2 separate regions of the Mus musculus genome follow, and region 2 is linked to region 1. The links are chromatin loops, found by intact Hi-C in ENCODE. Cell type or tissue: heart. All regions are shown on one strand. Links, peaks and the distances in the headings refer to the core of each region. The heading gives the core; the rest is flanking DNA.

Region 1 (5,827 bases), core at 916-4,915:
AGATCATCAGGAAGTGCTGAGGAAAAGGGTGGAGCTAAACAGACAAGTTTCTCCATGGTCCCCACACCCCCAGAGACCCCACACACCATTGGAGAAGATGCGGTACCACACTGCAACAGCCAACGCAGAGAGAAAGACAGGATGTCAGTTGGGCGGGGAGACTGGGCAGTCTCTGTCCAGGGCTCCCGCAGGTTCCCCACCCCTGCCCCCTGCCCCCTGCCCCGCCTCGCCAGCACCGGAGCCGATCTTGATGAGGCCATTGTGCTGAATGAAGATGGTGTCGCTCGTCAGGTTCCCGTGGATGATGGGGGGACTGCAGGCGTGCAAAAAACTGCAAGCATAGAGGATGAGAGGCAGGAAGAACCGGGTCAGAGAGCAGCGGAAAGGTGCAGAGCAGGGGGCAAGCGCGTGGGCAAGGCCAGGCTCTCACCTGAGTGCAGACAGGATCTGCGTACACCAGCGCTTCCAGGCCTGGCAGCGGACGCACGACTCCGTCGGGTGGGCACCAAAAGGCTGCTGAGCCTGCGGAGCCCGCCCGCTACCCCACTCCTGAACCGAGGTTTTTCGGAGTCCCCCGCCCCACTACTGTCCCTAAGTTCTGCTGGACTCCCTCCAGTCCCCAGCCCACTCCCCATACCCGGGCGTTCATGGCCTTGTGGTTCTTCTTGGTCTTTTTGAGGAACTGCTTGAGGCTGCCAGACGACACGTATTCTGTGATGAAGATGACCTGCGGGCAGGCGGGCTCCGCCGTTGCGGGTGGGTCTCCATGCTGCCCCACCCAGCCTGTGGCTTCACTCCGCCCTTCACCCGCCCCTAGCTCACCCTCGCGCGGGCCTCAGAGGCGTCCAGCCAATACTTGTGCAGCTTGACGATGTTGGGATGGTCCACCAGCGCCAGCTGCTCAAACATGGTCTGGATCTTCTCCTGGGGAAAGAGGATGGTTGTGGGGCCAATCAACGGTATGGGGCAAAGCGGGTATAGACAGGCCTCACCTCATGGGCCGCAAAGGCCTTCCTATCCCCGAAGTGAAGTTCGTTCCACACCACTTCTACACCCTCCTCCGTGTCCATGGCCAGAAAGGTGCTCTGGATCCCGGGCATGTTCCCTTGGTTCACCTAGGTGGGAAGAATGTGTGTCCTGATACGAATAGACCCAGGGTGTGGACGTGGTCTCCGCCACAACCTTCCCCCAGCCGTGAATGTGCTGCTAGCCTTGCCCAGCTCAGTGGGAGGGCTGAGGAGGTAAGGCTGGGAATCAAGAACCCAGGGGGAGAAGGGTGGTGTCCAGGGGCTGGGCCAGAAGGTACGCAGGTTTTAGAGGTTGGGGAGATCCCCAGAGCGGTAGTAGGGATCCAAGAGGCACGTGGAGGTGGTCCCAGTATGACACCGGTGTTCAAGGAATGGGGGTTTCTCACCAGGGCTTGGGGCCAAAGGGATCCGAGGGCCTCCAGAGGCCAGGGCGTCCGGGGAGACCCTCATACTGGCTCGGCCCCACGGATCCCATGGCTTCTATCCTTAGGCTACGGGACGGCGGCGTCACCCGCACCCGTGCCCACCTGCTCCCGCCGCTTCTGCCAGCGGCCACACGGGCTCTCCTCCAGGATGTCGCTCTCGTCCTCGCTCTCGTCCTCCCGCTCGCGCTCCCGGCCTCTCCTCGGCGCCGGCTCCGGGGCCGCCATGGCTCGGCGAGCCCAGGCCGCCGCCCTCCGCGCAAGCCCTCGCCCCGCTCCCGCCCGCCCTGGCCCAGCGCCCAGCAGCCCAACCTGGAGCCCAGCGGAGCGGCCGCCGCGAGCCCTCCTCGGCTCCGGGAATTGGGAGGCGCGGGCTCGCAGCGGACCCGAGGGAGGAGCCGCCCCGCCCCTCCGGAGCCGCCTCTGCAGGCCGGTGCTGGACTGTAGCTCGATCCAGGGCGGCAGAACCCCGCCCCAGGCACGCCTCGTCCTCCCAGACCACTCCTGCTTCCCCCAAAGCTCCGCCTCAAAGAGACGCGCCCCTCAAAGGCACCACCCATTCCTGCGGAGGCCTCTCCAAGGTTTCCCAGGCAGCTGTGGTTCTCCCAGCAGACTGTGCCTGGCCTCTTCGGGAACCACTTTTGCCCAACTCTTGAAGCCAGTTCTTCCAGCACCGCATCCCGATCCTGCTCCCATGACAAGTGTCCTGAACTCGGCCCGATGTAGAGAGTCTGAATGGGGCATCAAGGGTCAAGGGCATCTGGGGGCAGGCACTTCAGTGGTAAGAAACCATATGGTCTCAGAAATGGGACCAGTTCCCTCCTCAGGTAGCCAAGGAACGCATCACTAAAGATGCACCGCAGCAGAGACTGATGGGATACTCTTTAAATCCTGACTGCCTGTCTCTTCCTGGACCAGAATTCCGTGCAAACCCACTTTTCATAATGGCGAGTTTCTCTTTTCTCCCCAAATGTGACGCTCTCCGTTCCACTATGGGCTCCCTTGAAGCAATGGAACCACGAAGAGGGAGCATTTCTCACTTGTCACATCCAGCAGACTCCCCCACCCCCCGAAAACCTCTATCCACCCCTCAACTGCCCTCAGTCCTACCTCTGCCCTTCTACCCACCGGCACCTCCCCTTTCTATATAGAGACCCTGGCTGTCCTCTGATTTAAACATCATCTGACCCCTGACCAGCTCTGCCCCCCACTCTGCTCCTGACTTCTGTCATAGCCCGCTCAGAATGCTGCAGCTTGCTGTGGACTTCTACCTATCCTGAGAAGGGTTAGCTAGTTTAGCAGATCAGGAGGGGTTAACCCTCTACTGGCCCTAGAAGTCAGAACAGGGCCAATGCTTGGAAGACAATTCCCATGTCCTTGGATCTACCTATTTGTGTCTGTTTAACTAGGACCCTAGCCACACTGGAGAGTCTGCACTAAGAACACAAATGATGAAGAGCCTTGTACCACAGTGTTAGCAGAGCCTCTTGGGGGGGGGGCAGGCACTACAGATAGAACCCGTTTTTTAAAAATGTGACATTGAGGGCTCGTTGGTTAAGAGTACTTCTGCTCTTGCAGAAGACCCAAGTTCAATTCCCAGCACTCACACAAGTTCACAATTACCTGTTACTCCACTTCCAGGGGATCTGCTGCCCTCTTCTGGTCTTGATGGGTACCAAACGCACATACATGTAGGCACTCATTATCACATACACATAAAATAAACCTTAAAAACAATGCACAACACCAAGGCTAGTGGCACGCACAGATCACAGCTGGCAGTAGCACATGCTGTCTAAGAACTGTAGGGGACAGGGTAACTGGATGCTCACACAGACGTCCCCTAGGTTCCATTCCACAAGACGTTTGCTACAGCTGGTTTCTCTAAGCAGCCTTTGTGGAGGTCAAACCTGCCCTCCTGACTGTTTGCTGCACTTGACAGGCCCATCCATCCCTCTTTGTGCTGACTGTGACTTATACATAGAATGCATCTTCTGTCACCCGTTGAGGCCACGTCCTTCAGGTGTTGACTCAGGTGTCATCTCTCCGACAAGACATCCCTAGGCTCCATGCTTGCACACCCTGTCTCCTCCCTAGCCTCACGAGACTTTCCCATGACATTTGGCGCTGGACCTGCCTGTGTTGGTCTGTTTCATCTGTCCATGATGGAATGTGGATCTATAAGGGCAGGGTGTCTGCTCTTGGTGCCAAGGGTAATGTTCATCACATGCCACGCCCTCATCAATGGTGTGATGGATGCGTGGGAGAAGGATGCATGAAGGCTTAGTAGGTGGTCCAAAGAGTCTCCCGAGGCAGCTGCATAGGAACCAAACCTCAATTCATTTTCTTCCCTATAGCCAGTCCCATGTCAAACAGGTATGTGCACTCTAACCCCTAGTACCTGGGAAATGGCCTTATTTTGAGACAAACTCTTGTTGGATCTAGAGAGGACTCTGGAATCCAACATTGGGCATGGAGTCTGAGGCTGAGGTGTGTTCTTGGTCACTTTCCTCAGCTACTGCTCCAGACCCAGTTGCCCTCCTGTCTCCGCCTCTACTCCTGTCCATCTTCCCATCCTGCCAGATGCTTACTATTAATGTCCTCTGGGCACACCCCGTCTCAATGGTCATCTGCTCCCTTGACATCTTGTCTTGTGCTTTAGCACTCAATTCCTTTCTCCTACCTCTTGTAGCTCTCCCAGGGATCCTTGGGTGTCCCTTCTGGGTCTCTCCGAGGCTGTCCCTGCTGAAGGGTAGGCAGCCGATGTCTGGTTTCTGAATTCCTGACCATTTCTTTCCCTCTGGCAGGTGGCTTTCCAGGCTTAGACAGATGTTCCCTGAGGCCAGATATTCCAGGGAGGAAGAGAGAAGGCCCCTCGCCTCATGGGCAGCACCCGGCATTGTGTTTTTTCGAAACTTGCCTCAAAGACCAGAGGAAAGCGGTAGTGAGAGGCTGGCCCCTTTGGGATGGGCACAAGGCCGTGGCTTCTGTTCTCGTTCCAAGGAAACCAATATTGATCTTCCAAGCTCCTTTGGGGAGCTCACCCCATGTGGCAGGAAACTACTGCTTCCCGACAACAGTCAATGAGGGCCAAACAGCCTCTCTGTAACTTAAGTTTGGAAGCGGTTCCTAGGGAGTGTGTGTGTTTGGAAGCGACCAACGGAGGGGGAAAAGAAAAAAATCAGCTGTTTCAAGAGATTTCAGGAGAATTGACATCTATTTAATCATTACTCACTACTAGGAAATAGAAGCAGCAGTGCTAAATGGAAGTGATGGGTCCTGCAGCCAAGCGCTCCTTGGGTACCAGGCCCCTCCTCAAGTGATGGAACTCCATCATACCCACCAAACGGCCTCCGAGGATGACTTGAGGATTGCGTTTTTATTCATTTCAACAATGTGCCCAAAAGATCAATTTGCACTTGGTCAATACAACAGAACAGACAAATACATGTGTGCTGTGTGGCGGGCACTGCTCTCCGTGGATGAGCTTTGAGCTCTTTGTGGGTTATCAGTAGTCACAGCATTCAGAATGCAGGAGACTCAACAACCATTCAGCTGCCTTCGGAGGAGAAGGAGGAGGGGGGAGGAGGAGACTAATGTGGACATACAAGTTATTTCTCTTGTTGAGAAGTCTTACTGGATGCCACAGGAAGGCTTATTCGCTTTTCAATATTGGCTAAAAAAAATAGATGGAAGTCTAAAACAACAATGAACTTGTGATACAATGTAACATTTCCCTTCTCTTTAAGAGAGCAATTATTACCAGGCAGTTATTGATGGGTGGTGGTGGCCCCCCATATCTTTTATCCCAGCACTGGGGAGGCAGAGGAAGGCAGATGTCTGCGAGTTTAAGGCCAGCCTGGTCTACAGAGCAAGTTCCAGGATAGCCAGGGTTACACAGAGAAATGCTTTCTTGGAAAAAACAAAAACAAAAGCAGAGGGGGTTATTTGAGCTATCCTAACAGATACCACAGGAGGCATGGTAAGTTAAAAAGCAGGAATTAATTTTCTCATAGAAGTCCAGGATCCCAGAGTCAGGATCTCTCCTGAAGCTCTCCCCTTGACATGTGAACAGGTTCTCCTCTCAACATCCTTGAACAATACCGGTCTGTATGTGACTGTCTTAACTCCTTTCTTCCTTTGTTTCTTTTCTTTCTTCCTAGATTTACCTTATTGTATGTGCAGTGCTTTGGCTGCGCATGTTGTATGTGCTGCGTTCATGAAGTGCCCATTGAGGCCAGAAGCAAGTCGGCAGTTACAGGCAGTTGTGACCCTCCATGATGGTTCTGAGAATGGAACCTGAGTCCTCTGGAAGAGCAGAAAGTGCTTTGAGCTGTTGTGGTGGCTTGAATATGCTTGGCCCAGGAAAGGAGATGT
Region 2 (5,827 bases), core at 1,068-5,067, 110 kb before region 1:
TCTCTTGGGTGAGTGACCTCTACTTTGCTACTCCCATCCAATCTTGTCCCAGAAATAGCTGCATCAAAGTTCTAGCAACTGTCTAGCCAGCCTACCCTGGTCCAAACAGGTAGAACGTCCATGGGATTTCTGTTGATGCCTGTGTCCCTGAACACAAGATCCCCAAGGCAATGACAGAAGTACCAAGGCTGTGGGCTCCCTCATCTTGCACCCTGGGTCAGGAGGTGTCAACTGCCCTGGACTTCCTGGACAGGAAAGGTGCTCAAAGCCAACAGACTCCAAAACTCAGTTAAGGAGTGCTCTAACGACTGGTCTTGTACATTAAGACAAAGAGGGCTGGAGAGATGGATCAGCGGTTAAGAGCACTGACTGCTCTTCCAGTGGTCCTGAGTTCAATCCCTGGTGACCACGTGGTGGCTCGCAACCATCTGTAATGGGACCCAACACCCTCTTCTGGTGTGTCTGAAGACAGTTACAGTGCACTCATATACATAAATCTTTAAAAAGAAGTTTAAAAAAAAAAAGACAAGACAACGGGGCTGAGGTGGTGGTGGATGCCTTTAATCTCAGCACTGAAGAGACAGAGGCAGGAGGATCTCTTGGATTCAAGGCCAGCCTGACCTATACAGACCCTTTCTATAAAGGAAAGGACAGACCAGCACAATGGAATGTAAGATGTGACCCAGGTAAGATCCATAGCTAGCTACAGACACCACAGGGACAATTTGGCCAGTATGATTTAGTTTACAGTATTTTCTCCAAGGTGCATTTCCTAATTTTAATCATGTCTTGAAGAAAGTTGGGACAGGGCTTGGGCTGTAGCTCAGGAGGTAGCCCTGGGTTCAACACCCAGCACCGGAAGAAAACAGGTCAAAGTCCTATTCAGTAAACACAGGGATATATTTAAAATTAAGGGGCATAACTGTCTCCAACAGAATCCCGGATGGCTGAAAGTACCAAATATATAACATGCATCCCTGTTCATCTAGATGGGTGGCAATGGGAATTCCTAATAATTCTTGCAGTGTTCCCTAAATTGGAATGTATATACATATATACATATACATACCTACATACATATGTGTGTGTGCGTATTATATAAAGCATTGGAAAAGCCCAGTAACTTCTCCCTGTGCTGAGAACAGAATCTGCCCTCTGCTGCTGAAATTACACTACCCAACTTTCCCTAAGCCTGCCTGCCTTGCTGGCTGTTGGTGGAAGAACATCGAATTCCAGCAGCCAAGGATACAACCAGCTCTGCTGTAGCTCGAATAGCAGGCCTCTGCTCACTTGAAATACAAGGGCATCGACCCAGGCAAGTGTCAGAGCGTCACAGAGCTTATTTAACACTTTTATTAACATATCTATGCACCAAGAAATCTTCCAAGGTTTGTCCTCCACCCTATGCCCTACTGGCCTGCCTCCTCGTGTGGGTTCAGGCTTGCTCCAAGACAGTTTCTGTGTCGTCTTCAGCGTTTTCTGCCTCCTCCAACTGTGGGCTGAGAGGGGCCTGATCTTCCAACAGGGCTGTGGGAAGCTTGGAACTGGACTTTGCAGGTGTGTCAATTTCTGGAGAGACCTCACGCAAGGAGGGCTGTGGAGAGATCCGAGAGCCCTCGCGCGACCGCAAGGTACCAGAGGTCATGGATGGAACCCTGGAGCCCTTGCGTGACGGGGTCGCGGATGAGACACGCGAGTCCTTGCGTGATGGAGTCAGAGATGAGACTCGAGATCCTGGATGTGATGGACTCCGGAGAGCAATCACTGACCCAGCCTTCTGAGATAGGCCCGGAAGAGACTCACTGGACAATATAGATGGAGTCTTGGAGGGTCGGTGTGACAGATCCATGGATTGGCCCCGGGAGGTTGGAACTGACTGGGGCGTAGCCTGGGCTTTTAAAACGTGACTGGTTGACCCGATGCGCAAGCTGGGTTGGAGGCTTTGGGGTGGCTGCCAGAGCGGTGGCCCCCCGGGGCCCCTTTGCAACCAGCCGTGCATTTGCTCCAGGTTCTTCAAGTCCACATGCTCCCGGCGCAGCTGCTCCCGCTGCTCTAGCAGCTGCTGTCGCATGTCCTGCAGTAACTGGGTCCTCTGGAGAAGTCTCATGAGTTCTTGTCGGAGATACCCGTTGTCCGCCTTGAGGGCCTGTGCGTGGGAAATGAGGGAACGTGCGGCCTCCCGCTCGGAGCGGCGCGTCAGGGACTGCACTTGCAGCCGCGCCTCCCGCTCGAAAGCCGTCTTCTCATCTAGGAAGCGTCGCTTCACCCCGTGGAGGAGCTGCGTGTGCTCCACGCGCATGTGCAGCAGCTCGCGCTCCAGGGTCCGGATTCGCGCCAGCTGCTCCAGCTGCAGCTCCTACATGGGGTGGGGTGAGGGTTGGGGAGCAGGGGGCGCCGATCAGCGCACCGGTAGGGAGCGCGCCCATCCCTCTGGAGCCCGCCCGGTCCTCGGGGGGCGCGCGCACTGGCCTTGTAGGGCTGGAGCTCCTGCACCCGCTGCGTCATGTTTTCCGCGCGCTTCTTCATTTCCTGCAGCTGAGCGCGCACCCCGTCCTCACGGCCGTGGTAGAAGGACGCTAGCTCCGCTCGCTGCCACCGGATCTGCGCCAGATCCATGCGGTTCTGGTCTTCGACGCGCACGACGGCGTTGGCGCAGCGCAGAGCGTGCGCGCTCACGTAACCGACATAAAGCCGGTTCTCTTCGCGCAGGCGCTGCGCCTCTCTGTTCAGGAACTCGTTGTCCTGCAGCACCTCGTCGATCCGCTGCTCACAGGCCACCAGGCTTTCTGAGAGCAACGCGTACTCGCGCTGTAGGTACTGCGCGCGCTCCGAGAGCGGTTGCTCTGTAGTTTCCTGCTTGCGCCCCGCGTTTTGTCCGCGCTTCTTCTTGGGCGCCATGGCTTGAGGCCCAAGCCAACTGGACTCATGAGAGCGCTGTGCTCCACCCGCTCCCCCAGCTCAGTTACTCTCCCTTCTTAACCCGAAAATTCTGGAGAACTGCACCCTAGGTTCAAGGGTGTGTCTTCTGATTATGAGGTTCAGAGCAGGCAGGATTAAGGATCAGAGAGCACCGTGGCCAATCTGTATATAAGCGTTCCCTCCAGACCACAGCTTTCGCATCCTGGTGCGTAGCTCTAGGAATGTTGATGTCCAGCTTGAACAACCTCTATGGAGACAGAACTTGGTTGCAGTGCCTCGACCTCATCCCATTCTGTTGCTCTGGCAACGGCTTGACTCAATCATTCATTCCCTAAGGTTTCTTATATCCTTGCATGATTCTTCAGTTACAGTGTCGCAGGTCAGGCAGAACTTCAGCTTCAAGACACTGAACTAACTTCCAAGTGCCCAGCCTCCACTCACCCGGGTCTTAGTGCTCTTGCTTTCACTCCACTAGCTGCGCTTCAGGCCCCACAGCATAAGGGGACTCTCACCGACGCTCCCTCCTCTATCCAGCTTTGAGCGAGCTCTCCCCCTTTCCTTGTGAAGTCTTCATGCTCTCAGGATGAAGCCTCCCCACAACATTTGTTTATTTGTGGAGACAGAGTTTCCCTGTGTAACAAAGCTCAGGTTGTCCTGGACTCGCTTTGTAGACCAGACTGGCTTCAAACTCGCAGACATCAGCCTGCCTTTGCCTCCGGAGTGCTGGGATTAAAGGCATTCACCACCACGCTCAGCTCCACACAGCATTTCTAAGGGGACGCTTGGCATCTAAAGCCTTGATGGAATGCTACTACCTTTCAGATAAAATGCACGATGAACAACGGTCTTCATTTCATAATCCAAGCGCTGGAGACTCGGTAGCCAAACCAAAGGGAAACTTTATTTTACAGCCTTGCTAAGTCTGCGCAACCTATTGAAAGGGCAAAAGTAGCTAGTCTGCAAGTTTGGCTCAAAACAGTGATATATATATATATATATACACACACACACACCTATATATCCCCCCCCCCCTCCGAATTCCTCATTGGCTAGGTTCTTCAGGGAGGTAAAATTTTCCCTACTTCTCTGATTGGCATAGAAACTTTCCCATCCTTCTGGGGTTCAAAATCTCCCCCCCTTTCCATTTACATGGGCTCAGTCCCTTAGTAGATCTGTGATAAATTTAAAAGGGCCCACGTAGGAAGGTGCCAGATGCAAGCTAGAGAAGCCAGGGACCTAGTGCTTCCTGCTTGTCTGTGGGCCATTAATGAGTGCTAAGTGCCCCTCAGGTTAAAAATGGACTCTTTTGCCCACTTTTTATTTTTATTTTTTGGCCAGTGCACTTTTCCACGAGGCCCATCCATTCTACCTTCTTAGCTTTCTTTGCCCGTAAGCCAGACATCTAGAGGATACAAGGGGTCCATCGGGGATTTAATGTCTCCCTTTTTGCTATGAGCTCTATACGGACAGTGTCTTTACAGGATTCAATCTTGATCAGAAAACATCAGCAGTGTGCCGGTTTGCTAGTGGATACCGGAGGTGACAACCATTCAGTGGGGGGTGCGGGCTCAGCAGAGTGGCAGCAAATAAACCACGGGCTTGTGTTGACTCTGTACAGGGACGTCACCATCACCCTGCCAAGCAAAAGGGCAGCAGCCAAGATCACCTAGAAGTACTCTCGAACACAACGCCCAAAGTGTTTGTAGTGTTTGACCAATCACAGATCTAGGAGGCAAAAGAGACCTTTGACATGATCAGCGAGGCTGGGCAGTGGTGGTACATGCTTTTAATCCTGGCACTCAGGAGGCAGAGGCAGGAGGATGTTTGAGTTTGAGGCCTGCCTGGTCTACAGAGTTGAGTTCCAGGACACCTAAGGCTATGTGCAGAGATCCCTACCTCAGAGAGGAGGAGAGAAAAAAAAAAAAAGACACAATCAACTAGAACCAAATTGGCTTCCTAAACAAGGAAGAATTGAGAATTGCACTGTCTATTTGCCTCACTGGGGAAAAACCCAGTTGGAGGAAACCTGGGTGCCATGCAATGCCAGGCTCCATCAGTGTCACCGTGTTCCTCAGTATATTTGGGGAGATGTCACCCGGCAGCAGATCCTGAGGATGTCACTAGGAATGCTTTTGGTAGCTTAGATGAAGAAGCAGCAGGGCCAGAAAGACTACCATAGAGAGCTGCTGATATCCCCCATGTGACTGTATACAGAGGAGGAAGTGAGTGAGCTATACAGAGAGGCCCTTGTTCACAAAAGTAGATTTCAGCTACATGGAGTTTACACACAGCTTTCAAGAGGGAGCAAAAGACAAAGATGACTGGCTTCCAGATCGGCAGACAGACAAACATTCCTGCTGCCCCCTGGGGTGTTTCTGAAAGTTTTGTCCTTACCATTATAACTGTTTTTTGCCTTCCTCGTTTTGTATTCTTAACTGTTTGGGGACACATGTGAAGGTTTGATCCTGTAATCTTAGCACTTGAAAGGTGGTGGCAGGGTGATCAAGGAGCTAAAAGCTAGCCTGGGCTACATAAGACCCTGTCTTTAAAAAAAATGTGTAAGTAACTCGGTGGTAGTGGCACAAGCCTTTAATCCCAGTACTGGAGAGACAGAGGCAAGTAGATCTCTGAGTTTGAAGCCAGCCTGGTCTCCAGAGCAAGTTCTAGGACATCCAGATTTGAACAGAGAAACCCTGTCTCAAAATAATAATAATAGTGATAATAATAAAGCATAAGTAAAAATAAAATGATACTAAGCATGATATAGGTATGGCTCCCATAGACCCCTGTGTTTAGTTAGAAGATGTGGTTTTGTTGGAGAAAGTATGTCAATGCTGAGGCTGGCTCTGAGGTCTATGCTGAAGCTCTGCCCAGTGTGGCACAACCATCTGTATCTTTCTGCTGCCTG

The links. Hi-C counts contacts between places; a loop is a spot of excess contacts. Peaks named below come from ENCODE experiments on the same cell type or tissue, not always from the same donor. Only the 100,000 strongest peaks of a DNase experiment are listed, where the experiment ranks them.
Region 2: a loop joins it to region 1, with 1.8 times the contacts of the local background. A loop is called at or near these places in 1 of 42 quality-filtered maps.

The regions. Positions count from the first base shown.
Region 1 is chr15:76,089,816-76,095,642 of GRCm38, forward strand. Nrbp2 (nuclear receptor binding protein 2) reads right to left here and starts at 1,875. Exons shown (of 18, transcript NM_001358359.1): 1 at 1,556-1,875; 2 at 993-1,115; 3 at 823-924; 4 at 638-727; 5 at 431-471; 6 at 237-331; 7 at 87-110; 8 at 1-16. The coding sequence starts at 1,678. It overlaps Gm41349 (a long non-coding RNA gene), which reads left to right and starts at 890. Exons shown (of 4, transcript XR_003951571.1): 1 at 890-1,241; 2 at 1,519-2,231; 3 at 5,614-5,827. In heart, for the core only: CTCF peaks have their summits at 1,599 and 3,110 (motif pointing left); a DNase peak (open chromatin) is centred at 1,916; H3K4me3 peaks cover 1,412 bases; H3K27ac peaks cover 1,347 bases; H3K27me3 peaks cover 3,304 bases.
Region 2 is chr15:75,979,332-75,985,158 of GRCm38, forward strand. It overlaps Ccdc166 (coiled-coil domain containing 166), which reads right to left and starts at 2,954. Exons shown (of 2, transcript NM_146059.2): 1 at 2,470-2,954; 2 at 541-2,356. The coding sequence starts at 2,898. The coding sequence ends at 1,436. In heart, for the core only: no CTCF peak of the experiment used is centred there; a DNase peak (open chromatin) is centred at 2,590; H3K4me3 peaks cover 2,240 bases; H3K27ac peaks cover 1,387 bases; H3K27me3 peaks cover 1,788 bases.